Linked DNA regions of Homo sapiens: regions 1, 3 and 4 are each linked to region 2. A link is a loop called in an ENCODE intact Hi-C map of the cell type or tissue named here. Cell type or tissue: IMR-90. All regions are shown on one strand. Region 1 holds the start of KCNK2 (potassium two pore domain channel subfamily K member 2). Region 2 overlaps CENPF (centromere protein F). Region 3 overlaps LOC124904510 (a long non-coding RNA gene). Region 4 has its middle 210 kb from the start of CENPF.

What was found. A loop is a pair of places that touch in the nucleus more often than their neighbours do. Peaks named below come from ENCODE experiments on the same cell type or tissue, not always from the same donor. Only the 100,000 strongest peaks of a DNase experiment are listed, where the experiment ranks them.
Region 1: it touches region 2 in a loop (4-fold over the local background); 8 of 110 quality-filtered maps call a loop at or near these places.
Region 3: it touches region 2 in a loop (5-fold over the local background); 2 of 110 quality-filtered maps call a loop at or near these places.
Region 4: a loop joins it to region 2, with 2.4 times the contacts of the local background. A loop is called at or near these places in 5 of 110 quality-filtered maps.

The regions. Positions count from the first base shown.
Region 1 is chr1:215,079,211-215,087,210 of GRCh38, forward strand. It overlaps KCNK2 (potassium two pore domain channel subfamily K member 2), which reads left to right and starts at 3,527. Exons shown (of 7, transcript NM_001017425.3): 1 at 3,527-4,221; 2 at 7,158-7,468. The coding sequence starts at 4,176. It overlaps LOC124904511 (a long non-coding RNA gene), which reads right to left and starts at 3,114. Exons shown (of 2, transcript XR_007066878.1): 1 at 2,880-3,114; 2 at 972-2,749. RefSeq lists an enhancer at 3,885-4,407. In IMR-90, no CTCF peak of the experiment used is centred here; a DNase peak (open chromatin) is centred at 4,591; H3K4me3 peaks cover 2,055 bases; H3K27ac peaks cover 797 bases; H3K27me3 peaks cover 386 bases.
Region 2 is chr1:214,656,193-214,664,192 of GRCh38, forward strand. It overlaps CENPF (centromere protein F), which reads left to right. Exons shown (of 20, transcript NM_016343.4): 18 at 741-1,217; 19 at 2,658-2,836; 20 at 7,399-8,000. The coding sequence ends at 7,602. Among named protein-coding and RNA genes, the nearest start is that of CENPF, 57 kb to the left of the region's middle. In IMR-90, CTCF peaks have their summits at 2,816 (motif pointing right) and 4,901; a DNase peak (open chromatin) is centred at 4,879; H3K27ac peaks cover 403 bases.
Region 3 is chr1:214,954,142-214,962,141 of GRCh38, forward strand. All of the region lies in intron 1 of LOC124904510 (a long non-coding RNA gene), which reads left to right. Among named protein-coding and RNA genes, the nearest start is that of KCNK2, 120 kb to the right of the region's middle. In IMR-90, no CTCF peak of the experiment used is centred here; DNase peaks (open chromatin) are centred at 3,370 and 3,810; H3K4me3 peaks cover 371 bases; H3K27ac peaks cover 2,381 bases.
Region 4 is chr1:214,805,806-214,813,805 of GRCh38, forward strand. No RefSeq gene overlaps it. Among named protein-coding and RNA genes, the nearest start is that of CENPF, 210 kb to the left of the region's middle. In IMR-90, a CTCF peak has its summit at 3,251 (motif pointing right); a DNase peak (open chromatin) is centred at 3,276.

The sequences.
Region 1 (8,000 bases), 420 kb after region 2:
TACTTTCGATGGGGCTTATATATATTGAGTGAATTAGTCCATTATTGCATTGTTATAAAGGACTAGCTGAGACTGGGTAATTTACGAAGAAAAGAGGTTGGATTGATTCACAGTTCTTCAGGCTGTACAGGCAGCATGGTTGGAAAGACCTCAGGAAACTTACAATCATGGCAGGAGGTGAAGGGGAACCAGGCACATCTTATATGACTGGAGCAGGAGGAAGAGAGTGAAGGAATGATTTCACTCAGATGTTTATCAAACACATATTTAGTACCAGATGCTAGTTACTGCAGATATTAAAAGTGCTTACATATTTTTAAGCAACCAGATGTCATGAGAACTCATTATCAGAACAGCAAGGGGAACGTCTGGCCCCATGATCCCTATCACCTCCCACCAGGGCAATCCTCCAACATTGAGGATTACAATTTGACTTGAGATTTGGGCAGGGACACAAATCCAAACCATATCACTGAGTGATGCAGGAATAAAGCTAAATGGGATAAACCATCCTATTTCCTCATTCCTCCAGCTGCAATGACATACAAATTAGTATACTACATTATTTTCCCTCTTACTTCAAACAGCATGAGTAAGTCTACATTTGGAACAAGAGGGCTTTTAACGGGGGCAGACTGTGGGAGGACTGGGTGGTTTCTTGATTCTTTCAAATTATTTGTGAGGCTGAGCATTTGGCTTGTTGGGATGATTCCTGTTAATGTTACAGTCTGAAATTTTATCTTTTTATCTTAACATCTCTGTAAGTTACATCACTTCTCCCCCAACCCCCAAGCACCCTACATGAATGTGGGGCCTAATAATGAAAATAATACAAAGGGGAATGTGGAGGACAACTGCTATGTATGAATTGATAGCAAAAAGCAGGGAAGATGGCAATCCAGCATTTGGGATTCATGATGAGACCTAAGTTCCATGAGTCTGGAAAAACAGAAGCGCTATGCAAGCATATATCAAAACATATTTAATTTATTAAACAGGCATATTCAAACTATTAATCTCCCAGTCTAGTAAGCATTAGCCAGTTTGACAGAGGACTAGTGCTGGGCAAGATGCGGTTAAATTTGCAGAAAACTCGGAGGGGGGAATGAAAAAGAATAATCGAATTGCGAACAAAATGGGAAAAATGAAAATAATATTCAAAAAAATTTGAGGAAATTTCATCTGGAGAACAAAGAGCCTATGAGACAGGGTAGAAAATGATTCAGAATATAGTGAATTCATCTCATTTCTCATGTATGTAGGGTATACCCTGGTTCCAAATACCTGGAGGGAGACCAGGTGAATATAAGAAAATGTCAGCTATTTAGTAGGAATAACGATTTCACTCAGATGTTTATCAAACACGTATTTAGCAGCAGATGCTAGTTACTGCAGATATTATGGTGAACAGAGAGATATGGTTTATGCCCTCACTGAGCATACAATCTAGTTTAAAGAAGCAAAACATCATGTGACAAGTATAAAGATAGATGAAAGACGAGTTGACCTGGGAAGCAAATAGTAAAACACCTGACTGGCCAGGATTCCAGGGAAATTTCTGGGCAGCATGGAGATTTGCAGGGTAACACCTGTGATGGTTAGTTTTATGTGTCAACTTGACTAGGCTACAGTGTTCAGTTATTTAATCAAACACGAATCTAAAATCTAAGTGTTGCTGTGAAGGTGTTTCATAAATGTGTTCAGCATCTACAGTAAGACTTCAAAACGAGATTGCTCTAGGTAATGCTGGTGGGCCTATATCACAAGCAATTGTGAGCCAAAAATTAGATTTCCTGGAAAAGGAGAAATTCTGCCTTAAGACTGAAGCATCGACTCTTGCTTGAGTTTCCAGCCTGCCAGAGCTGCCCTGTAGATTTCAGAGGGACCTTCCAGCCCCCATCATCCTGAGCCAATTCCTTAAAATAAATCTGTTACCCCACACACGTACACGCAAATGTGTGTGTGTGTGTGTGTGTGTGTGTGTGTACATATGTTCCATTTCTCTAGAGAACCTTACTGATAAAATACCTTAGTCATGTAAAGTTGGTGTGTGTGTGGTGTGTGCACTGAGGGAAGGTAACTGCCCAGGAAGACTTAGAATGAAAAAGATTTAGCCAGATCAGGAAGCACATTATAGGTGACCTAGAGACTTTGTAAGGATTGTGAGAGGATCAGATTCACATTTTAGAAAGGACATCTGATTGTATTACTTTTGAGCACATAAGTTGAGAAAAATGTGTTTGAATTCCAGCAGGAAGGATATTAGGAAGATTTTTTTTTAATAGGGGAAAGAGGTGCTGAATGTATTCTGGAATCTAGAAAAAATTGCATTTTTATCATTGACGGTAACAGTTTTGCAAAAGATTTACAAGCTTTTTTTCCCCTACAATTACGTCTATATTTTTCACTAAGAAGTTCTTGTAACTGGGAAAATACTCCAATCTGGCCGAGCAGCAGTTATGGAAGAAAAACTCTAGCAAACAGCAGTTGGGATGGGAGGGTGGAGGTCATCAGGGGATTCCCGCTGAGAAAGTGGGAAGGAAGAGAGTTTAGAAACGGATTGAAGTTCCACTACATCACGTGTGTTGTTAGAGAATTCGCCTATTACGACGACAGCAACGTCTGATCTCCTGGCTTTCTTCCCCTCCTTGGTGGGTTCCGTTCCGTCCCCCTGTCGCTGCGAGTTTGGCTGTCCCTACGCCGGGGTCTTGGAGTTTGGGCGGGGTCTGGTACCTGCCAAATACGGATCCTGATGGGGAGGAGGTCGGGGAGCGCTAAGTTCAGGCTGGAGTCTGAGTTCTCCCACCCTGCTGCTCCCACCCACCGCGCTTAGAAACCTATGTTTCCAGCAAAGGGGTCTTGCTCTGAGAGAACCTAACCGGGTTTTCTTCCATTCCCTTTGCATCTCTAGATGTCTTCGCCCTGGCTCCAGGTGCGTTCCCCATCCTTTTCGGTCCCGGACGTTCTGCAGATTATAGCGCCCAGCTCATGTCCAGCACCGCCGGAGGTGAAGTGGGGCGAGCTGGTGACTCCTTAACCCTTCCCGAAGGTGTAGACTGGAAGAAGCCAGGGTCTTCATTACCTCCCCTACTCCAGGGCTCTCAAGGCGCCAACGGGGACACTTCCCTGTACAGGTCTGGGGGGCCACGAGGGCGAGGAGGACGCCCTAGTGCAGGGGTCCAAGGACTCGCGTCCCAGAGCTTGGTCCCACACCCGGTCCCACACCCCGAACGCTGGTCGGGAAGGAGATAGGATGCAGCGCAGTGTGATGTGGATGCCAGACAGCGAGAGTGAGGATTTTGCGGGGTGGGGATGGGGGTTAGTGGAAGGGGCTGAGAGGGGAGGAGGCAGCAGGTGAGCCAAGGGGTTGTGCCCCCAGGAAGAGGGAAGAGAGGATCTTTAGAAGGGAGCATCTTGCAGGGGCGACGCAGGCAAGGGTAGGGCTAGGAGGAGGTGCGGGGAAGCAAGCCCTGGCGGTGAGACAGGAGGGGGAGGAGGCGAAGAGGAGGGAGTTCCGAAAGGAGGGAAACGAGCCGGCAAGGGGCGACAGGAGCGAGCCGGGAAGGGAGAGCAGCGGAGGGCTGCAGAGCTGCGGGCGCCCGGACCGTGCCACACACCCCCCGCGGGGCACGGAGGGCATTGCGGGGGGAGACACACAAAGACATGCGAAGAGGGGCTGAACGAGGCTCGCGCACAAAGACGCCGGGGCGCACGGCAGCTGGGGCTGCACCCACCGCCCCCGCGCCGCGCCGTGCCGGGGCCGGGCCAGCGAGCAGCCCGGGGCTGAGCGCGTGGCGGCGGCGGCGGCGGCGGCGGCGGCGGGCAGGCGCGGGACCCGGGTCGCCCGCGCTCTCCGGGTGACCCGGGCCCGGCAGCAGGCGCGCGCGGGGGCGGCGGCGCCCAAGCCCAACTTGGCCTCCGCCTCGCCCTCTGCCCAGCCCGCCGGTGTCCCCTCCTTCCCGCGATTTCGTTTCTTCTCACGCTCCCCCCCCCGCCCCCTCCCGCGTCCAGCCCCGCTCTCCCCACCTTGTAAAACAAAGCCGGGGAAAATGCCTGCCCGTGCAGCTCGGAGCGCGCAGCCCGTCTCTGAATAAGAAGTGAGTACAATGGCGTGTTTGTAAAAAAAAGCTTCAAGTCCGTCTTTTTCAAAAAACATTTTGAATGCTGCATGCCTCATGCTTCCCAGCGCCTCGCGGGAGAGACCCGGCTATAGAGCAGGAGGTGAGACCCCCCCTCCGGTACCCCCACCCCTCTGGCCGCACGCTCTCCTGCCCCAGCCTTTTCTGGGAGGACTGCAAATGCCCCCTCTCAGCAAGCGGCCGTTTCCCATCTTCGCTTCGCGTCCAAAGTGTTGGGTCATAATCTGGATTTGGAGGCAAACCCTTGCCAGATCCTCTCCACGCCGCTTCTCCCCCCTCTCCCGCCGGTGCCCGGGGTTTTTGCATCTGCCTGAGGTATGGGTTTGGAACACCTTGGGGGAGTTTCCCATGGAGAAGGAGGGTCAGCCCTTGGGAGTAGCCGGCAGGCAGGACTCATGGTGACCCCGGTCACACTTGTTGCCCATTGCCTGGTGGGACAGGCAGTGGTGCTGAAAAAAGCTTGCTTCCGCTGCTATTCAGTGGTCAGTCGCCGCTGGAGCGAAGACATATCTGGGTGAGAACAGAAGACCGGGATTAACAGAAGACTGTGATGAGCTGGGGGAGGGGAGTGGGTAGTGACGGTGCTGAGTGTGTGTGGAAGGGGCAGCTTCTCTCCCTGATCATACATCAAATGGCGTGGAGGTGGAAACCAAGAGGTTCCCTGTATTAAAGATAAAAGTCTGCTTTTATTTTTTAAAAATATTATTTTGGTATTTCATCAGTTTCTGTCCATTCTGTCTGCCAAATGTACATTACATATATTTCTGCTAATTAAAAAATAAGGCAACAGCTTAAAAGAATTAAACTCCTTCTGGAAATGTATTAGGTTAATGCACACACACACACACACACACACACACACACACACACTCTTAAAAATACCTGCCCCTTTCCCCAAAAAGCATATAATGGCCATGTGGCAATGTCTTAATGGAATTTCAGATTGGGATTTGGTGCCATCAAGGTAAACAGTCTTAGTGCTTTCTGGTTCTGCAGAGTGTAAACCACTGATGTGAAAAATCACAAATAGGAGAGCACAGAGATCTGAGGAGGAGAGACTTGGAAATCTTCATTTAGAGAGATAATTGTGGAACTTCTATGTGATTTTTTTGTTGTTTTTGTTCCAAAGATGGCTAAATTTTAAATTATGACTTTTGTTTTTCACTCAGACTCACTAAGCAGCTAGGAGGTTGTGGGGAGTCTGCAGATTATAGTGATTTTAGCTATTATCAGCACTTCCATTTTAACAGTTTTTTTTAATTATAGCATTAAACACATGCCCAGTGCTAATTTTGAGTGAAGGTGTCTTTATAAATATTTTAAAGGTATCTACTAGCTTGTGGCTTTATTTGGAACAGGTGAATGTATCAGGAGAGAAACATGTGCATTCCTCTGTGTAGTAGGTTGAACCTTAGGAAATTGCTGTAATAAGCTATATGTACATGGAATCTCCACTTGGAGCCATGGGTACAGAAACCTCATCACAGCTCTAATTTCATCTCTTCCAAATCAGATCCATTTGGAGCTTTGCTGACTGAGGATCCTGCCTTCTGCCATCATTTTACAACACTACTTAGGTCTAGTGTTTTAAATATCTTTGTTTGCAAAGCTTCTTTTTGATGGGGAATTACAGATGTATTTTATGAATTAAAACTATGGTAGCCTACAATTAACTCACAGTGTTAGGTAAGAGGGCAGGGTAGGTAGCCATGTGAAAACTGGCATTTTTTATTAGCTTCTCATACTGAAGTAATTTCAGATGCCTGTAGGGTATTTGAGTGCAATTCCATGGAGATTTCTTATATACTTACCTGAAAGTGTGTTTTAGATAAGATTATCATTTTATAATCTATATTATATACACGATAGCAAGTTTACTGAAATCTGTAGCAATTATGGACTTTAAGCTGATTATTCTGTTTGAGTTGATGGTTTTTAAAAGTCTTATTTTTCGGCCATTCTATTAACCTTTTTTAGTTCAATGTTGTCTTTCCACAAAATGTCCTGTAGTAGGTGTTTTATTTTCCTCTTAGCAAGTAGAAGTCTAGTATCTCTTATATTTTTGAAAAAGAAATCCATTAATGATATTTTTGAACAGCTGTGATAAATAATAAATGGATTTATAGTCACCTCCGACTATATGGCAATTTGTTAGGGAACCATATAAATCCACTCTAATGGAGCAATTAGCTTTGAACAGAGCATGTAGACAGTCAAGGTGTGAGCCACGGTTTTCATTTTTTTCTTGATATTGTTCACATTTGAAAAGGAAGTTACTTGTCTTCTCTAGGTTGTGCCTAGGATTGACACAATGATTAGCAGTAACTTTTATTGGTAAAACATGTCCAAGATTGAAAAACAAAATACAGAGAATGTTTCATCATGAGCCCACTTTGGAGGACAGGCAAAAAGACAAGATTCGACCATCGAGTGGTTTATTTACCACCATGTTTTACCAGAAAATGATGAATGATTTATTTTGAGTAACAATGTTTGGATCACAAATTCTTTTATAATGCAATTCATTTATTGTAATAAATTTTAAAATGAAAATAGAGAATGTTCTTTATATTGCTTGCTTGTGATATAAAGTTCTTGAGAACGAGAATAACCATGAGCCGTCTTCCTGAGTATTCAAATATCTAGTTAAGTACCATCAACTCTTAGGAGTTCAGTATCTCTTTGTGGACCGGCACAGTGGACAGATGTAAATTTAGAAATTGATTAAGAAGCCCTCAGGCATTCTTTTCTTTTTTTGAAGTTTCTTGGTTCGACTCCAGTTTTTTTCCTCTCATTTTGAACTCCAATAGCAGCAGAGAGCACAGATCCAGCCCCCTTTCCTTGAACCCATATATGTGGTCCTGAGATCTAGTGACAGCACTCCTGGTTTGGGTTCCAGAGCTTCCACTAGGAGAGCGAGCGGAATTCAATCAACCTTCTCTGACCCCTTAAAGAAGAAGCCCGACCAATTCCCTTCTCATCTCCTCCAACCTAACCCTCATTCTCTGTTGTTGTCAGTGGCGGCACCTGACTTGCTGGATCCTAAATCTGCCGCTCAGAACTCCAAACCGAGGCTCTCGTTTTCCACGAAACCCACAGTGCTTGCTTCCCGGGTGGAGAGTGACACGACCATTAATGTTATGAAATGGAAGACGGTCTCCACGATATTCCTGGTGGTTGTCCTCTATCTGATCATCGGAGCCACCGTGTTCAAAGCATTGGAGCAGCCTCATGAGATTTCACAGAGGACCACCATTGTGATCCAGAAGCAAACATTCATATCCCAACATTCCTGTGTCAATTCGACGGAGCTGGATGAACTCATTCAGGTAATGGCATGGGAGGAGTTGTTACTCTGTTCCCCCAAATGGGAAATAAAGTGATAGGAGGAGACAACTTGTAGCCCAGTGTATTACAGGTGTGCTGGTGGGAGCCCTATCCCACCTCATTTGCCTTAACATATAGCTCTTTTCCCCAGTTTCTTTGTCTCATTTCCACTTCTCCTGCCTATATTCTCACTTCTGCCACTTTTTCTTCTCTTCCTCTTTTAGTTCTCTCTCCCAGTGTTCCTTCACATCCTCTTCTGCTTCTGTTCTTCTGTATTTCTTTCCTGTTGTCTTCCTGCTTTCTTTCCCTTTGCCCTGTCTTAGAAGTGCCAGTGGACATCCATGGGGTTGGGGTTACCACGCTGAAGGTCCTCATGGTTAGGATAATCATTGTCAACTGAGAAACATTGCTGTGGCAAAGGGGAGGAAAACAAAATATACAGAAATGTGCTTTAATCTTGGCAGTGGCCATCATAAGATAGAAAAGATGAATTCATGATGTGACCCTCTTGAGATGGGTACCGCTCAGGTCAAT
Region 2 (8,000 bases):
CACTTTTATCCACTTATACCCCTGGAGTGGCATGTGCTTACCGTGTGGATAGATGATGACAAGCATAATCTGACTGGCTTCTCTGGTCTGTAGTGTAGCAGGATGTGGGTCAACAGTCTTCCCTGTTGGAAACAGTGCTCAGGGTAGATTGGGGCTTCAGGGGATTTTTCTAATGGATTTAATACACCCATGGCAGCTACAAGTTGACCAAGATTCCCACCTTTATAGTGTTCCCCCAAACCCTTTTTCATCAGATCCTCCATTGCCTTCAGATGCTTTCAGAGTGTTTTTTTGGATTTGCCTGGTCATCTGTTAGAATCTTGTCTCCCAAAGCCATACAACAGAAGCTTCATAATCTTTGCTGACTTCTGTTCATCCACTTATGGTAGACAGAATGGACTGGGGAAAATAAGGATGTAAAAAAATGAATTTATTTGATTGGATATAACTGACGCTGCAAGAACGTTTAATGAGTTGGCTGAAATATGAGTTTGAGACTTTGGTGGATTTTATTTAAGCTGTCCCAATGAGTGTCACAGGACTAGAATATCTGCCTTGATATGATATACCTCCCGAACAAGAGTTGTTTGAACTATAAGAACATATACAGATATATCTCCCCAACCTCTTAAAAAAAAAAATCAAAGAAAGAACACGTCTAAGATTATCTGCTTCACGATGCCCATTGTTAACTAGAGAAGCATCAAGTTGCACATGATGTGTTGCTTTACTTTGGACAGGTACTGTTATGGATACCAAGGTCGATGAATTAACAACTGAGATCAAAGAACTGAAAGAAACTCTTGAAGAAAAAACCAAGGAGGCAGATGAATACTTGGATAAGTACTGTTCCTTGCTTATAAGCCATGAAAAGTTAGAGAAAGCTAAAGAGATGTTAGAGACACAAGTGGCCCATCTGTGTTCACAGCAATCTAAACAAGATTCCCGAGGGTCTCCTTTGCTAGGTCCAGTTGTTCCAGGACCATCTCCAATCCCTTCTGTTACTGAAAAGAGGTTATCATCTGGCCAAAATAAAGCTTCAGGCAAGAGGCAAAGATCCAGTGGAATATGGGAGAATGGTAGAGGACCAACACCTGCTACCCCAGAGAGCTTTTCTAAAAAAAGCAAGAAAGCAGTCATGAGTGGTATTCACCCTGCAGAAGACACGGAAGGTACTGAGTTTGAGCCAGAGGGACTTCCAGAAGTTGTAAAGAAAGGTATGCCTAATTTAAAGACAAAATTATTTGTGTTCTTTTGAAATTCCATATAATGGTTCACATATAAAAAGACAAAAGTATTTGCTTTTTTACATTATTGTGCAATAATCTCATTGACGTTCATAAGCAATAGTCTGCTTTTAAATGGATGAGGCATATGTTTTCCTCTAGGATCTAATTACTTGTGTCACATTAACAAAAGAGCTGGTAGATTGGAAAAATGGCTGTCTAAAATCTGTTTGGAATTTGTTATTTGAATGCTGAAAAAAATTATTAAATTAAGGACTCCCGTCAGCGTTTCCTACCCGTTGGTCATGTCTGACCTAGCTAGCAGGTGAGCTGGAGGGTGCACCCTGTGATGCTGGCCCCCTGACTGGAGCCACTGACTACACTTTGTTTTGTTTTTGTTTTGTTGTTTTAATCTTGGTTTTCCCCCAAGTCTGGCCCAAGGACTGGTGCCATTCTAGGAACTGTTTGTTATTGGTTCCCAACTGAAACAATGTATTGTAATTAAGTAGGAATTTAGAAATTTTCATAGCAACTTGATATTTTTGTAACATCCAAGCACATATCATGTTTTCTATTGATTTGTTCTCATTATATTATACAAAAATATTATTCCACAGCACATTGGAAATTCTTCGAACCCCCTCTGCCCCCAAATATCAAAACTGATGCTTTGCCATTGATGGTTTGAAAAGCATTGTTCTGAGTAACTCTAGCCCAAAAATAGTTATCTATCTCTCACTGGTAATTTTTATATGTAGTTAAAGTGTGAAAAAAACAAAAACAAATGCTGCTTTAGTTAGCCCTGAATGCAGTTCTGGAGTGTGTGTTGATACACTAACTCTTAGTATCCCTGGGATTGACTTTCTTTCCTGGGTCATCCAAAGTCATGTCACTTCCTTCTGTGGAAAGAGACAACGTGAGTGAGTGTGAAATCACCTTTAGAAAGGTCAGTTTCTCTCCTCCCACCTACATGAGAGTGCTGGCCTGAAGTAGCTGTTACCATTTTACATTTCCCCCCTTTCCCTTTCTTTTTTTTTTTATCTTTTATTTTTCCATTATACCCTCCTTTTTTCCCCAACCCAATTTTACAATAAGGCCTGCTGGCATTCTTTAGATCTTAGAAAAATGCAAAATAAAACATCTACATAGAAGATAGAAGCAGAAAAAATTTTTTCTGTGTAGTGTTATTTTCCCCTTCTTCTCCCATTGTTGTTTTCTATGTTTCTAATAAGAGAAAAACCTGTTAAGTTATTTGATTCAATTTGGTGACTCCCAGGGCAACTGTGAAGTGTAATCCATTGACCACAGTGGCTAGGACAAAGTATTTTTTGGAGTTTGCATTATCCTTGTTAAAACCACCTAATGAATATCTTTTCCACTGTAGATAGAATTGGACCTAGCAGTGCTGACAGTTATTTTTTTTGCCCTTAGGGTTTGCTGACATCCCGACAGGAAAGACTAGCCCATATATCCTGCGAAGAACAACCATGGCAACTCGGACCAGCCCCCGCCTGGCTGCACAGAAGTTAGCGCTATCCCCACTGAGTCTCGGCAAAGAAAATCTTGCAGAGTCCTCCAAACCAACAGCTGGTGGCAGCAGATCACAAAAGGTAAACTACTGTCAACATCCGTCTACTGTTTGAGATCCAGAAAATTGCAGTAGTACCTGGGTGAGGATTGGACACTGCACCCCCGATTCAGGAGCGCTTTCAAAAAGTCTGACCTTCTTGGTGTGGTGTAAGTCAGTCAGTAGTGAGCAAGTGACCGGGTGAGCATTACAGTATCAGGGTACATGATCTCATCCTTCAGTCAACAGGCCGCTTATATGTAGTTTGATGGAAAATGGCATTGTTACATCAAAACTCAGTGGATTTCTAAGAAAGTTTCAGGCGTTACTGATGAAGGATTTGAAGAGGTAATTTTCCCTTTCGCCACTGGTATTAGTCATTGTTTGTTTCAAACTTTACTCTCACTTATCTGCCCCCAGCTGCTAATTCTTTATTGTTTTTATTAATCCTTTACTTTCTTAAAAAAAAAAAAAGCACATATTTCAATAGATATCTAAGGAAAGGAACTCTGTTTATAGATCTCTCTATTTTGATTGTTGAGGATACAACAGGATCTTAGTGACTTCTGTGTACCCTACAACATCCCAGAAAATGTTATGTAGAGCATAGAGAATATTTGCTTAACAGATCTTTATTCCTGTTACTATGATCCATACCAGCAGCTGCCATTTAAGTATGCAAAGTATATGCATTTTATTTATCTTTCTCATTTTATTGAACTCTCACAGTAAGTGGTATTATAAAAGAGTGAAGAACGTGAGACTCATAAAGATGTAACCTCCCAGTGTGAACCCCTACTTCCTCTCAACTCCACAGTCTTGATCTTTCTACGATACCAGTGTTTCTCAGACTGGGGACTAGGGGGATATTTTTGGAAGTTGCTGGAATAGCTTCAAAGAGTTTGAACAGTCTGTGATTTTACCTTGATTGCTCACTTGTCAGAGTTTGATCAAGTATGCGAGCTGATAACCTTGAACCAGAAAACAAAGCTTTGAAAGTGTAATAACCCCTATTTGTGTAATGTGATAATTCATAAGTGAGCAAGCACGTTCTTAGGATTTGGGATACCAAATATGAACACATTGGTGGTTACACGTGGGCGATCTAAAGAGTACAATATATTTAGATTTCTTGATCTAAACATCACAACAACAGATTTGCAAATTTCTTTTTGTTGATGTATAAGAGCTATAAGCATTAAGGAATTATACTTAGTAATAAATTTGTTCATCATATACATTATATTAAAATTTTTCTTCAAGTATGAAGAAGAATGCTCTGAGATTTTCTTTCACTAAAGTGGACCCATTTGTTACTCTTATTAGAAATAGTCTACCATTTTGTGCAAATTTTTCTCCCCTCCCCTACCAAATTCTCTCTGTTACTCACATTCGGATTTAACTTTGGCATGCTGCCAACAACAAAATACTGAAGTATATACTGGAGAATATATATTTAATATACTGAATATACTGACTTTCCAATGAACATGAGAACAGCTTCTCTTTTAAGCAACTAGTGCCCCTAAACCGTGGAGCTACCAAGCTTGTCCAAAGCTGTCAACTACAAGATATCCACTGGATACTGAATACAGGAGAAGTCAGGTTTAGGGTCCCGATATGGGCCATACCATTTTCTCAGAAGGGTGACTGGGAGCCACCCTTTCCCAAACCTCAGTAAAAAGTAACATCCATTCCTGTTTGTCTCACACTTCTGGAGATCAAACGAAGTATTTGACTCTCTTAGAAAACCATGACATATAGCTGGTACTCTATGCCTCCACTGTCTTTAGGCAGCTCACTTTATTGTAATCTCTTGTTTAAATATCTGTCTTCTGATTTGCAATCTGAGTTCTGTGAGGTTACTGATTACATCTATAGTTTATGTCTATGCAGTGTCTGACATTCAACAAATATTCACTGAATGAATGGAACTGTGAATGTCCTGAAGTGATTGCATTAATAGATGTTTATAAAGGCATGCTAGGAAATGGTCTTATGAAATCATCACAAGTCATTTTTTTTCTGTTGCGAAGAACTGATGGTAAAAGCAGTTTGCATGCGGCGTTCAGACTTACTATCTAGGAAAAAGAGCTTTGCACGCTAGGGGGCCTGCTCTCCTCACTGCTGTTGAATCTGCTGAGTAGGGAGTAGTAACCATGGTTTCTGCAGATTTTGTTCAGTGCATTAGCTACATGCTGTTCAGTAGGCACCAGCAGTTATGAATTGCTAAGCAATTTTGTGCACTTGCAAATGAGGAGAGGGACCTTTTGAGAGCAGTTATAGGAGAATTCATGATTAGATTCAAACTCTTCAAAACCTAGCCCAGTAATTTTTAATTTAATTCAGCATTTTCTGAGTTGCCCTGTAAAATGCTTGCTGCCTCATCTGTTAAGCGTATTACATCACTTAGTTTTAAAAATCTAGAATGAGGTATTATTTCCCAAAGCAGTTGCTTAGAAACTCAGGGTTGTGAGTTCTCCTTTGAGGTGACTGGCTGGGTTATGAGAGACAGTTTCCTAGGTCATTTAGCAAGACCTTTAGTAACATCTGACAAGTTCAAAGGGGAAAAAACTGGCAAAATGCACATTAGGTAAGGATCATTCTCTATTATGTCACTGGGATGGATTAGCTCAGGAACCCCTCGTTTGTTGGGAACAAGGGAGACAGCGCTTGTAGACCTGATCTCCTGAACCTGGGCTTTGTGATCAGTTCCAGAGGACTGGCCAGTAAGCTGTAGAGCCCATCGTGGATGGTGGTGTTAGTTTTGTGGGGATCTTGCATTTTTTCCTACTTGTGAGGGTCATTTTCACTGAACTACATGCATATTTGCCCTCTCTCTGTTGCTACTGCAGAATCATTTATGAGACAATTAGGGTATGCTTGCACTTTTTTTTTTTCCCTCCCCTGTGTTATTCTAGGAGGATGTACTATCTTAATAGATTAAATACTTGGTGAATTTGACTTTGTCTGGTTATAGACCATTCTGAAGCTAACTAACCAACAGGAGGGTCAAATCCACAGTTTAAATTCTGATCACAACTAAAGTGTCCTCAATTCAGTATCAGAAATTGAGTCTAGAGGGGAGAAGCCAGAAAGAGTGGACGTTAGCCATTTGATTGGGATAAAGAGGCTTATAGGCTCAAACTTTCTGTTTCCTATGGGCTATCTGTCTCTCTCTTTTTAAATGGCAAACCTAAAGATTTGTTTCTTGTACATCTGGTGGGTTCCAGGGAAACCTTGTCTTTGGAATCACTATTTCTCTTTAAAAAAAAAAAAAAGTACCAGCAAAACTTTGTTTTATTTTTTTCCTTCAACTTTCCATGGATGGTAATTTTCCATTAAGTCCTGACCTTCCAAGGCTGCGTCTTTTCAGTGTCCTGGACACACTCTGAGGGAGAAGTGAGCTTTCCTGGGATTTGATCTGTTGGCCAGATTTACTATGTTTCATGTAATGAAAAGTATTTAACTGCCTTTTTCAAATCACATGCTTCCTATGGAAAGAATATAAATGGGAAAATAATTTCCATTCCCTTTTCTTCTTGCATCAGAAGGAGATCCCTGGAAGTCAGTTGCTCAGGGAGTGTCTGTCACGTAGTTACTTCCCAGCAACTGTGCTGGACACAGATCCTTGTGTCCATTATGCAAGAGGCCCTTCTCCTTTCTCTTTGAAAGATCTTCCTACTTGAATCTTCCACTCTTGCCTTTAACTTTGCTTAGGTGAAGCTTTCCTATACTTCATTTTTCTTGCACTTTTTTCTCTTTTTTGACCGTGTATCTTTTTTCACTACTATATAAATTTCAATTTTTTTTTTTTTAAATCTTGCTCTGTCCCCCAGGCTGGAGTGCAGTGGCACTATCACGGCTCACTGCAGCTTCAAACTCCTGGGCTCAAGCGATCCTCTTGCCTCAGCCTCCTGAGTAGCTGGAACTATAGATGTGAGCCACTAAGCCTGACCCAATTTCAAAAAATCTTCACTCACCAGTTACCTTACTCTCTCATCTACTTAAAGTCTCAAATTTTCTGAGATATCTCTTTCCTTTAAAAGGCAGGATGTTTGAGAGGGGATTTATTCTTTCCGGACTTTATTGTTAGATAGCTGCCCTTCTGCTCTAGTCCAAATTCAATATGGAAACAGTCAGCCATAAAGGGAGAATGATTAAAATACCCTGAACTGGTCCTTGGTCATTTTAAAATTTTCCACCCTGTGGAGGTAGTATTACTCATTTGGGTTACACTTGTTTTAAACAACAGGAATGGCTAGTTAGGACAACAGAGGCAGGTTTTTCACTTAGGAATTCACTGGATGTGTACCATGTGGTCAAGCATGTTGTGGGCTCTAGGGATACATAGGTAAATAGGGCATAGTCTTTGCCATCAGAGGTGCCAAGGGACGTCTGATGACTGGTTAGAGGTTGTACCTGGTATCCTCCTAAGTTCTCTGTTAGATGGGGCCTGTTCTCAAGGAAGAGGAAATACTTCAATTATATATAACTCCTAGAGAAGAAGAACTTAATTTAAAACTTAGTGACATAGTGCTTTATTTTTCATGTTGTGGAAATGTGAATGTGATTGAACCTCTAACAGAGATGTTTGTGTTGCAGGTCAAAGTTGCTCAGCGGAGCCCAGTAGATTCAGGCACCATCCTCCGAGAACCCACCACGAAATCCGTCCCAGTCAATAATCTTCCTGAGAGAAGTCCGACTGACAGCCCCAGAGAGGGCCTGAGGGTCAAGCGAGGCCGACTTGTCCCCAGCCCCAAAGCTGGACTGGAGTCCAACGGCAGTGAGAACTGTAAGGTCCAGTGAAGGCACTTTGTGTGTCAGTACCCCTGGGAGGTGCCAGTCATTGAATAGATAAGGCTGTGCCTACAGGACTTCTCTTTAGTCAGGGCATGCTTTATTAGTGAGGAGAAAACAATTCCTTAGAAGTCTTAAATATATTGTACTCTTTAGATCTCCCATGTGTAGGTATTGAAAAAGTTTGGAAGCACTGATCACCTGTTAGCATTGCCATTCCTCTACTGCAATGTAAATAGTATAAAGCTATGTATATAAAGCTTTTTGGTAATATGTTACAATTAAAATGACAAGCACTATATCACAATCTCTGTTTGTATGTGGGTTTTACACTAAAAAAATGCAAAACACATTTTATTCTTCTAATTAACAGCTCCTAGGAAAATGTAGACTTTTGCTTTATGATA
Region 3 (8,000 bases), 300 kb after region 2:
TGCCATAAGAAAATACCACAGACAGAGTGGCTTAAACAACAGAAATTTATTTTCTCACAATTCTGGAGGCTAGAAGTCTAAGATCAAGGTGTCAGTGGGGTGGATTTCTTCTAAGGCCTTTCTTCTTGGTTTGTAGATGGTCATTTTCTCTCTCTCTGTTTCTTCACATGATCTTTCCTCTGGGCTTGTCTATGCCCTAATCTCTCCTTTTTATAAGGACAGTCAGTCATACTGGATCCACTTTAATGACCTCATTTAGCCTAAAATTACCTCTTTAAAGATCCTATCTCCACATATCATCACATTCTGGGGTACTGGGGGTTAGGACTTTAACAAATGAGTTGGAGGTGTTGGGGCATAAATCAGCCCACAACACTCTATGTCTTAGTTCTTTGAGCTTTAAGAGCCTATTTGTGAGTTGTTGAAAACCAGCAAATTTATTGTTTCTCCTTCTTTGTCCTTGTTATAGAAAAAAACTAATTTTCCTTGAGGAAATGATTAATTGGTAAGATTATATATAAAGAAAAGCACACATGTTACTATTTTAAGACAGTATTTTACTGCTCCTACACTTGTGCTTGGCACTTCCTAAAATTAATGACCTTGATTAAATATGCACTGACTGTGTCAGTGTATGGAAGAGGAAACTGACCTGCAGAGTATAGGTCAGGTGCATAAGGTCACTTGGCCATTGGTAGTCATGACAAGAATAGAAGGCAGGAATGTCTGTCTGTAAGACCAAAGCCCTAATTGTAACAGTGACTATCTTCAATTTAAATTGGGCAAAAGTGTTTAAGTGTATTATATGGTATTAATGATTTATATTGCTTATAGTTAATGGAAGAAGAATACCAAAAGAGTAACGTGGTGGCCTGAATTGGCTTAGTAATAATTGCTGACATCCATGGTAGTGTCCTCTTGTTGCCATATGGTACTCAATGAAGAATTAACAAACCTTATATTACTGCTTTTGGTCCTAAGGCTTTTGAGCATAGGGCAAGACAAAAGAGAAAGTCTCTCTTCCACACACTAAATGGGGGCAGAGACCGGGCCATTCTGGTTTCTGAGTTTTATCCCACTTCTTGGAGAGGAGTGTCACTTACTTTGTACTTCAGCATCCCTTGCCCCTTGTTTATACTCCTTACAAAACAATACCAATACATGACAGAGCCAGTGGGCATATAAGTTACCGGTATAGGAAAGAATTTCAATGGATGTAGACTGTTTTCCACATTTAAGGATTGTTTTCCTTTCCAGAAAGGAAAATGGCCAATCTAATAATTTTGATGATGATAATCATAATGACAGTGAAATGGTGGAAATTAATTCCATGTTCTATGGTTTGGGCTTTGCATATAATTGTATTAGTGAGCAAAAAATAAAAAAAGATCTTGACAGACCCATTGAAATGGAATAAATTACAAAATTAATCAAATCTATTTGTCATTATTCCTGGCATATTTTATTTTTAGATTTTATTTATAAAAAGATGAATAATTAACTTTACTTATAACAAAGTAAGCTATTCATGGGAACTCCAAGTCCCATAAATTACTTCACCTTTCTTTAAAAGCAATGCAGAAAATATCTGTTGCCACTTTACTATTATCTTATTAGTAATTAAATTTTAATCAGGAATTTGGAAAGTACACATTAATGCAATGATTTGTATACTTGACCAAAGACTATGCGGAGGAAGGTATAAAATGAAAGTGAAGAAAATTATGAGGGATGAAATGGGAGAGAATGTGGAAATGATTTGAGGCTTGGGATTCTGTACTAGGAGCTCAGTATTTCAAGATTCTTTTTTTTTTTTTTTTTGAGACGGAGTCTCACTCTGTTGCCCAGGTTGGAGTGCAGTGGCACGATCTTGGCTCATTGCAAGCTCTGCCTCCTGGGTTCACGCCATTCTCCTGCCTCAGCCTCCCTAGTAGCTGGAACTACAGGCGCCCGCCACCACTCCCAGCTAATTTTTTGTATTTTTAGTAGAGACGGGGTTTCACTGTGTTAGCCAGGATGGTCTCGATCTCCTGACCTCGTGATCTGCCCGCGTCGGCCTCTCAAAGTGCTGGGATTACAGGTGTGAGCCACTGTGCCCAGCCTCAAGATTCTTAAGAAGAACATGAAGGTTTTGGCTTACTTACCCAACAATGAAAGAGAAGAGAGCTGTGTAAAAACAGTGTTATGAAGGAATAAGATTTGTTCATGGTCCCCAACATAGATGAATTAGCTATGTGTTTAAATTGCAGGTTTTAATTAGTTGTAAAGAATTTCCCAACTTTTCAGTTGCAAAATCCAGGAAAAGGTTAATAAAGATAGATCGTTCATTGGCTCATTTAACCATTTAATTAATTTAACTATTATTTGTTAAGTATGTATTGTGTATGAGGCACTGTGTAAGCACTGGGCATGCTTCTATCGTTAAGATTGAGACTATCATTGGCTTTATTTATCTTATAGGCTTTCAGAAACTTTGTCATCTTCATGAATATTCTAATGAATAGACAGAGGTCCCCAATTAAATTGCTACTTCCGAATTCTGAGGCTTTACCTCATTAAATTCAGCAGGGAGTTTTCCCTGTTCTCTGAGGTTTGCTACTATTCCTGAAGTGTGGAAGAGGAGAAGCATTTTCTCTAATCCCATCAGCAAGTGTGGACAACATTTCTGTTTTCTCTCCCTTAAAGTTTCAGGAAGTTTTAAGAAAAAGTTTACTGGAGGCACATTAGAGGTGAGACAAACATCTTGCTTACAGTGGTGGTTTAGGTAGAGGATCCATTTCTTATGTACTGAGTGCTAGTATGCTGAGGAGGGGCACAGGTCTGAAAAAGGGAAAAACAGAGTAAAATGCATCAAAGCTCAAGGGAGAGGTAAAGGATCAATGAGGTAGAGGTTCTATGCAGAGGTGGATGGGCGGTGTCTGTGGGCGTGTATGTTGAAAACAGATGGTGTTATGGATTAAATGTCTGTGTCCCCCTAAAAATCACATGCTGGAACCTAAGACCCAATGTGATAGTATTAAGAGGAGGGTCTTTAGGAGATGATTAAATCTGAAGATTAGTGCCCTTATAAAAAAGGTCAAGGGAACTAGTTAGGCCCTTTGACCTTCCACCTTGGCCATTTTGAGGACACAGCACCAAAGTGCCCTTCTGAGAGCAGAGAGCAAGCCTTCATCAGACGCAGAATCTACTGGTGTCTTGATCTTGGACTTCCCAGCTTCCAGAACTGTGAGCAATAAAGTTCCATTCCTTATAAATTATTCAGTCTCAGGCATTTTGTGATAGCAGCATGAACAGACTAAGACAGATGGGTATATGTTTTTCATTTGCCTGTGGTGTTTGGCCCTTGGCAAGATAGTGACGCATATTTTGAACATCATGTGGCAAGTTGTGCAACATCCTGTCTCTGCAAGAGCTCAAATGTCTCCTGCTGCACCTTCTTCATACTCAGTTGCAGATTGAGTCGAACTCCCGTCTCCAAACCCAGGCTTCCTGCTTAGGAAGAAGAAGTGAGCTCTTACCCGTGCCTTTTTCATTAAATAGGCTCTTTCCCCTTCCTTGTCTCTTGAGTCCAAACCCTTACTTGTAATGAGAACCTGGACTTAACACTTGTGTAGTATTTCAGTTCACTGGATCCTAGCTTGCTCTTGGGACTCTTTTCTCCTATCCTCTTTGAACCAGTTCCCATAACTGGCCATTATTTCCTCCCAAGAGGTTCCCCGATGTTCACTGCCTCTCAGCTGTGGGTTTTTTGTATGCCGGAACGACCCCCTGACATCCTACTCTGTCTCACTAATATGGAATGCTGCCTACATTTCTGCCCTTGTTTGGTAAAGAGGGATTTGGGGGATAATTCTTGACTCATCAGCGACCTTCTCTCTTTTGTATTCAGCTTGTAATCATGCTAATTCTGGTTCTGTGGCTGTCATAGTCAGTTTAGGCTGCTATTATGAACTACCATAGACTGGGTGGCTTACAACAATAGGCATTTGTTCCTCACTGTTCTGAAGTCTGGGGAGTTCAAGATCAAGATGCCTGCAGATTTGGTGTCTAGTGAGGGCCCTTCCTCATAGCCATCATCTCACTCTAACCTCACATAGAAGGGATGAGGGGTCTCTCTCAGCCTCCTATTCATGAGGGCTCCAGGCCTATGATCTATGCACCTCCTAAAGCCCCCACCTCCTAATACCATTACATTGGGGGTAAGAATTTCAACATACGAATTTTAGGGGGTCACAAACATTCAGAACATGGCAGTGGGGTTGTAGAAATATTAGCTAGAATTAAGGATCACTGTGTATACAAACCATAAAGTTGAAAGTGATTGTATTGATTAGATAATATGTTTGCTAAGATTACCTCTTGAACTGTCTAAGATGATAGAGGAAAATAATCCTAGCTGACAAGCTTGAGAATAAATTGGGAGTAACAACCACCTGTCAAGGGAGGGGGCTCCAGAACACTGAGAAGAAGAGGACAGTTGGGCACAGGGGCACCCGAAGAGCATGTGATGCTCAGCCTAGACACAAACTCTGACTGCTGGACCCACAGGCCAACTGCAGCTCTCAGAGGAATGAGGAAATACTTTGAGAAAACTTCTTAGAATTCTATGAGGAACAAACCTGCCATTTTCTATTTGTCTAGAGTCCAGTAACTCTGCCCTGCTGGAACCTGTCTTGAAACCCTTGGGGGTTCTCTGGCCTTTCACAATTCTAAAGCCATGTTGTGCTCCCCGTAATTAAAGGTAGAAGGAAGAAGCTTTAGCTTTGTTTATTATTTTATTATTATTTTTTATTTTTCCATCAGTTATAGGGGTATTGGGGTACACGTGGTATTTGGTTACATGAGTAAGTTCTTCAGTGGTGATTTGTGGGATTTTGGTGCACTCGTCACCTGAGCAGTATAAACTGCCCCACATTTGTAGTCTTTTATCCCTTGACCCCCTCCTGCCCTTCCCTCCAAGTCTCCAAAGTCCATTGTATCATTCTTATGTCTTTGCGTCCTCATAGCTTAGCTCCCACATATTGGTGAGGACATACGATATTTGATTTTCCATTCCTGAGTTACATCACTTAGAATAATAGTCTCCAGTCTCACCTAGGTCACTGCAAATGCTGTTAATTCATTCCTAAAAGCTTTAGCTTTTTGTTCTTCACTCGCCTAAGTAGCATTGGGGGCCACACTCTCTTTTTTGGAAGAAAGAGAAAGGAATTTTAATTACAGTTTTAAAATGCAACCCCAACTTGCTGCAATATTACCTTAATACTTTAGTTTCCTGTCTGAACACTATCCCATGGCTTTCTTATAATAATTTCTTTACTTCTATTTTGGACTGTGATGTATCAGTCTAGTTATTATATTTTAGTCATTAAGTAATTCAATCTAAAAACAAAAACGTTTGTTAAGCGACTATGCTAATTGCTGAGGGTAAATAGTAAAATACAATTCAATCTCTAGTTTTAAGGAGGAAAACCAACAGATGAATCACTAAGTGGCATAAAGTGATATGGAGGCTGTGACAAAAATATGTATAGGATAAAGTGGAGGCAGAAGGGAGAGGGATCAGGTACCATAGTTGAAATGACTTTTGGGTGAGTTTTGAAAGTCCCATAAGTCAATTTCAATGCCTGTTTTGTACTGGCTCCAACACTGGTGTCAGGCCAGACTTGCTTCCCTTAACAAAGTCCTTTATCTTCTCTTGGATTTATCATTCTCATTCACAAAACAGCAAAGAAACAATCACTCCAAAGTGTTATGTTATCTCCAGATTGAGGCTTTAATTATCAGGTCTTTACAATTTATTATAATCTTAAGCAAATGTCCGAAAATGTCATAGTAGAATGGAAAGCAAATTTCTTTGCTCAGAATTTGTAGAAGATTGAAATCTACAAAGAGGCAGCTTAGACCTGGCTTTGGTGAGTACTTAGGTTTCATCAATTTGAGAATGAGGATGCTTCACTGCTTTTAAAAACAGAAACAAAAAACTTACCTGCTCCTTGCATTTTAAGAAACTGGCATTCAACATGTTTTGGGGAATTGGCAGATGGCTTCATTTTCAACATTTCTGTAGTTGTGCCTCTGGAGATGTAGACAGTCCCTGTGGCTTTACTGAAATAGTTTTTCAAGTATCGAGTACCTGAAATTGGGAAGTGGGCCATATTTTTATACATCTAGTGCATCTGGTCTTACCATTTTTCCTGAGTTTGTCAAAGCTTTTAGAAAGAGAAAACCAAAGTTGTCACAAATAGATGGATGGTTTGCCAGTGACCTCACAATAAAAAGTTTTAGATCAAGAGCAAATTTATCTTGAATATTTTTATCAGTGCCCATCAACAGCTAAGTTTCTCAAAGAGAGACACTGTTGGCTGATTTAAAGGGTGTTTGGTAGATAAATATATTATTTGTATCAAAGTGTTATCATCTCTTTCCACCTTTATGTGAATTATGTGACAAACGTTCTATTATCCTTGTTTAGTGAATGATGGGTTTAAGAGCAAATGAGATCAGGTAGTTTGTACAATCTGAGACAGCTGGCATGGGGGCAGAACCAGGAATGAATACACTAACTCCATGTGGTTTCCATTCTACCAGTCTATGGTTGTGCCAAGAATATTCTAGGCTCCTTGAAAACAATGATTATTTTTAACATTTATGTTTCATTTTGTGCCAAATACCACTCTGGGAGTGGATGGTTTGATTTCCTCAATTTATGACACTACTTTCTAGGGATTTGTAGGTTACTATACCAAAAAAAGTCAAAATATGAAACTATAAAAGCCCACTGTCTAACATCTTGTGTTCTTTGAATAAAGTACTGTCAAGAACTGTGAAGGGCCCGAGATTTCATCCTACTTGTAAGCTATCAAGTTAGTCTATCACAGCTTCCTGGAGGCTGGTAGAAGACACAGATTCCTTAGAACAGTAGCAGTAGCCAAAGCATCAGCATTTCTCATGCTATTTCCCTGAGCCTCAGTTCCTACAGAGTGCTGCCAAGAGGGCCAGATAACAACTGCACATGTAATGGATTGCACTGTAGAAGGGGAACCCTGAGCCCAAGATTACCCAAATCTTTTATAGTGGGCAGTAAGCATGCTTGCTTTTTGCTCCAGAGGGAGACACTATCTCTATCTTCCAAAGTTGTTTAATTACAAACATCCTTGAAATGATAGTCCAGAACAAAGGGCAGTTAGGCAGCTTGCAAGATGTGTACTTGCAACTCGAAGACAATTCATGGAGGATTGTCTCAGAATATATTCTCAATTCCTTACATATTTGTATAATCAAGCTTCTCCTTACCTCTGCAGCCTCCTTTAGAGATCCTTCTAGCAGCACTTGCTGTGCTCTGGGCACTCCAGTCCTTTCTTAGCTCTTGAGTTGTGCCATGCTCCATTCCTTCAGAGGTCTGCCACAGGGTTTCCTCTGTCCAGAAGTAATCAACCTCCACCCTCGGCTCCTTATTCTTCAGGTCCCAGCTTCAACCTAAGTTCCTTAGGAAAATTTCTGACTTCCCACCAGCTCCTCGGTGCCTTGAATGATTTGAACTATTACCTTATGTGTAAGCTAACAAGTTACTCTACCAGTTCATAGATGCTGGCAGAAGACATGAGCCTCCTGGGTCAGATATAACTTTATTACTCACTGTATAGCAGGCAGCTGAGCTGCATGTTCTCGTCAGTTTCCCTTGTCCCTGAAGTCTCATTAGGGTGATGCAGAGCAGCCCAGGTCAATGCTGCACACAAGTGGGTTTGTACCAAAGCTGAGGAAACTTGAGCTTAAGAAACCCTGATATTCTGGAGGGGAATGCCAGCAAATCTGTCCAGTCTTTTCCCTGGAAGGAGACATTGTCTTTACTGTACTAGTCAGGAAATAAATCTTCCCTCTGCTTCAGAAAGAGGCATTATCGTTATTGTCCAAGGCTATTTATTATACAAACATCCTTAAAAAGAAAGTTTTGAACAAAAAGTGAGACAAGATGTGCATAAATGTAAAAGACCCACACACAA
Region 4 (8,000 bases), 150 kb after region 2:
TCACATATCGTTCTTTAAATCAAAAGCTAGAAATGCTTAAGCTTGGTGAGGAAGGCCTGTCAAAAGCTGAGATAGGCCAATAGCAAGGCCTCTTGTGCCATACAGTCAGCTATGCTGTGAATGCAAAGGAAGAGTTCTTGAAAAAAATTAAAAGAGCTACTTCAGTGGAGACAAATTATAAGAAAGCAAAACAGTCTTATTGCTGATCTGAAGAAAGTTTTAGTGGTCTGGATAGAAGATCAAACCAGCCACAACATTCCCTTAAGCAAAAGTCCAGTCCAGTCTTGACTCTAACTTTCTTCAATTCTATGAAGCGTGAAAAAGGTGAGAGAGCTGCAGAAGAAAAGTTGGAAGCTAACAGAGTTTTTGTTCTTGAGATTTAAAGAAAGAAGTCACCTCCATAACACAAAAGTGCAACGTGAAGCAACAAGGGCTGATGCACAAGCTGCAGCATTATTTAGAAGATCTAGCTAAGATCATTGATGAAGGTAGCTATATTAAACAACAAATTTTCAATGTAAATAAAACAGCCTTCTATTGGAAGGGGGTCTAGGACTTTCATAGCTAGAGAGGAGAAGTCAATGCCTGGCTTCAAAGCTTAAAAGAACAGGCTGACCCTTGTTAAGGGCTAATGAAGCTGGTGACTTTAAGGTGGAGCCAGTACTTACTAGCCATTCTGAAAATTCCAGGGCCCTTTAGAATTATGGTAAATCTACTCTGCCTATGCTCTGGAAATGGAACAACAAAGCTTGGATGACAGCACATCTTTTTATAGATTTGTTTAGTGAATATTTTAAGCCCACTGTTGAGACCTACTGCTGAGAAAAAAATATTTCTTCTAAAAGATTACTGCTCATTGACAATGCAACTGTTCACCAAAGAGCTCTGCTGGAGATGCACAAGAGGATGAATGTTGCATTCATGCCTACTAACACAACATCCATTCTGCAGCTCATGGATCATGGAAAAATTTTGACTTTCAAGTCTTATTATTTAAGATATTCATTTCGTAAGCTGCCATAGATAATGATTCCTCTGATGGATCTGGGCAGAAGAAATTGAAAACCTTCTGGAAAGGATTCACCATTCCAGATGCCATTAAGAACATTCATAATTCATGGGAGGAGGTCTAAATGTCAACATTAACAGGAGTTTGGAAGAAGTTGATTCCAACCCTCAAGAATGACTTTGAGGAGTTCAAGACTTCAGTGGAGAAAGTAACTACAGATGTGGTGAAAACAGCGAGAGAAATATAATTAAAATGGAGCCTGCAGATGGGACTGAATTGCCACAATCTCATGAGAAAACATGAATGGATGAGGAGTTGCTTATTATGGATGAACAAAGAAAGCAGTTTCTTGAGATGGACTCAACTGCTGGTGAAGATACTGTGAACAATGACAACAAAGTATCTAGAATATTAAGCTGAGTTGATAAAGCAGTGGCTGAGTTTGAGAATATTGACACCAATTTTGAAAGAAATTTTTCTGTGGGTAAAATGCTATAAAACATTGTCACATGCTATAGAGAAATCTTTTGTGACAAGAAAAGTCAATTGACATTGCCAACCTAGTTGTTGTCTTATTTTAAGAAATTGACACAGCCATCCGAAAATTCAGCAGCCACCGCCCAGGTCAACCATCGACATTGAGGTAAAACCCTCCACCAGCAAACAGGTTATGACTTGCCGAAGGCTTAGATGATTTCAGCATTTTTTTTTTTAGCAATAAAGCATATTTAATTAAGATATGTACACTTTTTAGACATAATGCAGTTGCACACCTAATAGACTACACTATAATGTAAACGTAACTTTTTTTTTTTTTTTTTTTGGAGATGGAGTTTCGCTCTTGTTGACCAGGCTGGAGTGCAATCGCATGATCTCAGCTCACTGCAACCTCCGCCTCCTGGGTTCAAGCGATTCTCCTGCTTCAGCCTCCCGAGTAGCTAGGATTGCAGGCATGCACCACCACGCCCAGCTAATTTTGTATTTTTAGTAGAGATGGGGTTTCTCCATGTTGGTCAGGCTGGTCTCAAACTCCCGACCTCAGGTGATCCACCCATCTTGGCCTCCCAAAGTGCTGAGATTATAGGCATGAGCCACCGCGCCTGGCCAATGTAGACATAACTTTCATGTGCACTGGAAAACAAAAAAATTCATGTGACTTACTTTATTGCAATATTTGCTTTATTGCAGTGGTCTGGGATTGAACCTACAATATCTCTGAGGCATGCCTGTACACTGTAACTTTTGGATAAGTGATTTAGCCAAAATGCCTCTATAATTATAGTATTTGTGCAGAAAATTTTAAAAAATAAAAAATTATGGACAAATGTAAGGGGATCATTTGTTCAGCATTTCCATCCTCAGTTCTTTCGCAAAAGAGTTTATGACCATGTATATTTGAAACTCACATTACCTCCCTTACTCCTCTGGATCTCCAATACTACCTGCCGTTAAAAGTCATCCCTTTTCTCTCAATAAATCATTTCAAAGTTGATTCTCACTAGAAGTGAAACTGAACTACTATCTCACTATTGTTTCCACATGCTCATTGAGGAAACAATATTTGAAAAAATTAAACATCTCTTTGAGACCCCAGTATATGTGCAACCTTGTAGTATGTACTATGAGTACATAAAGATGCTATGTTCTGCCCATTTTCTTGGGAATTCACAATCTAAAAGAGATCATGAACTCTGACATAGGCAGACAAGAATACATTTAGGAAATCTGTGATTTAGTAGTGACGGGGCAGATGTGCATATGAGCAGCACTCTCACAGAAATCAAACTTTAAATGAAAAGTAGTGATAGGTGGCAATGAAAGGCGGCGATAACATGAGGTCAATAAAGTGCTATCTTATTTATGCTGCACTTTCTCATATGTTGTCTCATATGATCCTCACAATAAACTCGGTATGAAGGAAGGCAGGTATCATCTTATTTTGTGGGTGAGAAACTCAGACTCAAGGAAACCAACTCACCTCCCCAGAGTTTATAGTAGTTAATTGGAGAACTGGAATTGATTTCTAAATTCAGTCATTTTTACATGGCGGCAACTGGCTGAACACAGATTTTGGAGACTGAAGGTGGGAAAGAATGGAACTGAGAGAAAAGTTTTTGACATGACTTCTATTTTTAAAGAATTCGTGCATGACCTCTAGGTTGGTTGATTTTGGGGGTAGGGAGTAGAGGTGAAACTGAACTACTATCTCACTGGTCTCATGGATTAACCAATAGGTGGCACCAGGTCCTAATGCAAACCTTTTCTCCTTAAAGCTATAGCACAGACTACTGACCTTCCTTGAGCACTTGATAATTAAATTAGACAGATTAAAGTAGGAATCATAACCCTGCTTCCTGCTTCCTGAGATAGTTAGGGTCTGCTTTCTTGCGCACTTCAAATCAGTAAACAAAGAATATAAGGTAGGCATGAGAAAGTGGAAGGCATGAGGACTTGGAACATACTGACTTAGAATCAGCCATTTAGAGCTGAATACTTTTGGCCAAGCAATTTAATCCCTCTGAAGTCCAGCTCCTCACCTCTAAAGTAGTGACCAGTGCCTTCCTTTCACAACAGTTCTTGTTAAGATTAGTTATAATGTATACACCATGACTGGCACATAATAGTTGTTCAGCAAATGGTAGCTATATTTATCTGTATCTGGAAGATAGGTAAGGAAGCCATGTGTATACCTAATGTAACTCTAGATCCTTTTTTTTTTTTTTTTTTTTTTTTTTAAGGAAAGACATTTCCAAGTAGTAGATCTGATGTCTGCTATTGCTGGGGTATTATTCTTGTAACTGAAACATTTAGAAGAAGATTCCTTCATGAAGAGGGGTCAAGGGGGATAGCATTTCATGGTAGAAAGGAAATAGAGATGGTCTTGGATTATGCTATGAGAATTTTGATCCTCTTTCTCAGAAACAAGATTATTTTGTCAAAACTTCCAATAGGCAATGGGTCAATACATACATATTAGGTATATAGTTAATTATTCTGCATTTTTGAGATACAAAATATAGATCCTCTCACTTCAACAATTTATAGTTTAATAGAGGAAAGAGGAATAATACCCTGAAACAACTGAAAATGATAGTAGACTATGACTATGTATATATTTAATTGCTAAATGATATAGTTGTGTAGAATTAAAGTTAGTTTTTGATTTCCTGTTTATCTAATCTAACTGCTCATTTCTGTGATGTTTGAAATGGCTGGTTATCAGAGTAATTTTTGGGGAATCATAGCCAGCTTCTCAATAAATAACCCAACAGACAATAATAAATGAAATCCACAGAGGTCAAAAGTCAAGAGGGTCCCTTGCAATAATTGTCTTTTCATTCAGCAGAGCAGGTCACCCTCAGCAAGTAGAGTCTTGTGAATCTGCGTGTTAGTTCAGTTCTTTCAGGTTGCAAAATAAGAGAGATGTCAGTTCACCCAAGGAGAAAAAGCCTTGATATAAGTTTACAAAGAAAGGAAATAAACAATGGGAAACTTTCTCAGAAGGCTTCATGGAGCCTGGAAGCTTATTCCAGTACAATATGGTTCATGCAGTCCTGTTCTCTCATGCCCCCTCTGTAAGAGGAGTTTTTTGATTCCTTCTCCTGTTGGACAATTGTGGACACTCTGCTTCTTTTGCTCCTACCATCATCAAATAACTTCCTGTGGTTTCCTCATTTTGTCCTTCTTTCAATATCAACATTTCTGCTAACTTGTTGGTTGTACTCATGCCTTCTGTAAGCTTCTGAATGCCTTCTTTTTATCATTTTTCTCTGTCTCTTCTTTCCAACAACCCTCTGTCTGATGACTCTTTTAGTGTCAAATAGAGGATTTGATTGTGTCAAAATATAGCGTTCTCCTGGGTCACTTATCACCAGATAAGCTTCAGGTGAACTACTTTGATCACCTTACATCAGGTTTTCTTTCCTACTTTATTTACTTCCAAGGCGTTAGGGCTGCATAGTTCAGTGCATGGAGATGTAGATGTCAGGAAACTTTCAGAAGTGAGTTACGGCCATGGTAGCCATTTGAGGATCCTCAGGAAGGGTCAGTATATTTACAGCCATATTTCATGGTGTTCCCAAGGGGCTGCATAGACTAAGTACTGTACAAGAAATAAGAACTTAATGTTTTTGCCTGAGGTTCTCTATGTAAGCTGTGGGAACTGTGTCCATGTGTATAGATTTTTATTTCTGCTGTAACAAATGACTATGAACTTGGTGGATTAAAGCACCAAAACTTTGTTATTTTACAGTTCTGCAGGTCAGAATCCTCCCATGAGTATCAATGGATAGAAATCTAATTGTCAGCAGGGCTGAATTCTTTTATGGAGGCTCTAGAGGAGGTTCTGTTTCCAGGATCATTGACAGAGTTCAAGTCCTTGTCATTGGAGGATTGAGGACTTGTTTCCTTGCTGTTTGTCAGCTGAGGGTTATTCCCAGTGTCTAGAGGCTGCCTGTATTCCTTGGCTTGTGGCCTCTTTCTCCATCTTCAAAGGCAGCAACAGTGGGTCAAGTTGCTGTCAAGCTCCAGATCTCTCCTGCTTCTTCTTCGCTCTTCCCATCTCCCTGACTGACCCTTTTGCCTTTTTCTTCGCTCTTAAAGGCCCATGTAATTAGAGCGGGCCTATGAGGATATTCTAGGTTAATCTCCCATTCTTCAAGCAGTAATCACATATGCAAAGTCCCTCTTGTCATGAAAGGTAATGTAAGTCACAGGTTCTGGGGACTGAGATATGGACATCTTTGAGGGAGGAAGTGACATTATTTTGCCTACTACACCATTTTTTGATGTGTGCTTGTCTTGACCATGGCAAATATAAATTCTTCAGAATCTATCTCAATTTTCACATTCTTGCGGAGCATTCCCCAAATATTCTTGGCAATGCAGATCATTTCTTCCATTAACTTCCTATGGCACTTATTGGTTCTGCCACATTTTGTCACATGATCTTGAGTACTCTTTATGATTTTTGCTAATCTAAGTATATATTTTGTCATTCTGTCATTTCCTCCATGAGATTGTGAGTTCCTGAGGCAATTCATGCATCTTTTGTATTCCTCACAGCATTTACCAACTGCTGTATACATCCAAGCTGTTCAATACTATTTTAAATATTATATAAGAGGCAGTCTTTGGGGGAAGTAAGTATAGTGGAGGTTCTGTCCTAGGATGACAATCACTTCATTGATCTACTTATCTCTAAAACAGAGCTGCCAAAGGATTCTTTTAATATACTTTCAAATTCCCCTTTTCTACTCTGGCAGTCAAAATTGATTAGAATTTAAACTATTCCAGCAAGATCTTTCAGACATAGTAAAATCCCTGCCCTTGGATTTTATTGTTCTTTTGTATGAAGAAATCTTAAATAGACAATTCAGGTAAGGTTAGGATTCAGAAACCCTCTTGGACAAAGATCATATATCATAATTTCACTAAATTCAAGTCTTCTGAGTCAAGCTTGATGCCTAGATTTTATTACTCCTCTTCTTTTCTAAAGTTCAAAGAGAATGTCTATAAAGACAAGACCAGAGGTAAAAATATATGTGTTATCAAAGGGTTGGACAGTAGTCTATTAATCTGTTTCTAGGATTGCCCATTGAGAAAGGATCTTGGGACCCGTGCAATCCTGGCGTACCCACTCACTTGTGGATGGAAAGCTGGAGGAGGATGAGCATGGCAAAGCAGGCCTCTCTTCACTTATATTCTGGACGAGGAAGCCAGGGTTCCTCCCAGACGTCGAAGGCAGACAGCCTGTGGTGAGCGAGTGGCCAAGGAGTCTGTCTTGATGTTGAGCAGCTCCCTGGTTAAATGACCCAGTCTCTTTAGTCACTATGTGACTTTGAAACTCAGAGAAGATATTCCTCCTCCCAAAGAAGAATGGAAAACGAGGAGAGAGACTGAATGTTTTATTCCCATGGCTATACTGGAAATGTAACAAAACTCCCCTCTCCTCTGAGAACACATGAGGGTGAGCTTAAACACTAACTCATATCCTTCCCTTCAGAAAGTAAACTTTATTGAGAGCCGCTTATGTAACAGTCACCAAATTGGGCTTTTCTCACATATTTCCTCCTCTTCACAAAAATCTTGTGGGCAGACATCACCAGTACATGCTTTGATCTCTAGAGGTCATTTCCTGTCTACTCCCTCTCATCATCCCTCAGAAGAGGTCCTCTGACATGGCTTAAGGATACAAGGCGGCCATTGGGCTAAGTGTGGGGGTTTCGTTAGTTAAATCATGTCTTCCATGTGCAGTTCCTTTTTCGTGTTTGTAGTTCCTTTTACTTTGTTTTTTGGAAGCTCTTTCACCACAGAATTCTTCTCCTTTAAAACCTGTTTCCAACGTAGCAGGATATTGTAAGAGACAATTTCCAATGTCTTTTTAAAAACTATTTAATTTTAGGTTTACAGAAAAGTTGCGAAAATAGTATCTAGTTTACATGTGCCTTTCACCAAGCTTCTCCTGATGTTAACAACTTATCAAACCAAAGGACAGCGATCAAAACCAATGGTCAAAGCTAATAAAATAAGACATAATAACATGTTGGTTGAACCATCAAAAAAAAAAAAAAGGAATTAACATTGGTACAATTCTATTAACTCAGCTACAGGCCTTGCTCAAATTTCACTCATTTTCTTTTTTCCTTTTCCCCTAACAGCCTTTTTCTGTTCCAAGATTCTATCTAGGACTTCCCTTGAACTTAGTCTTATCTCGTTAGTCTTCCCCTACTGTGATAGTTCCACATTATTCCTGTGTCTCATGATCTTGATACTTTTGATGAGTACCACTTAGTTATTTTTATAGACTATCTCAAAATTTGGGCTTGTCTGGCGTTTTCCCATGATTAGATTGAGGTTGTGCATTTTTTATGGGAATGCTGGTGAGAATACCATAGGTGATGCTGTGTCCTCTTCAGTGCATCATATCAGGGAGTGAGATGTCCTATTATTGGTGATGTTAATTTAGATTACTTGGTTTAGATGTTACCTG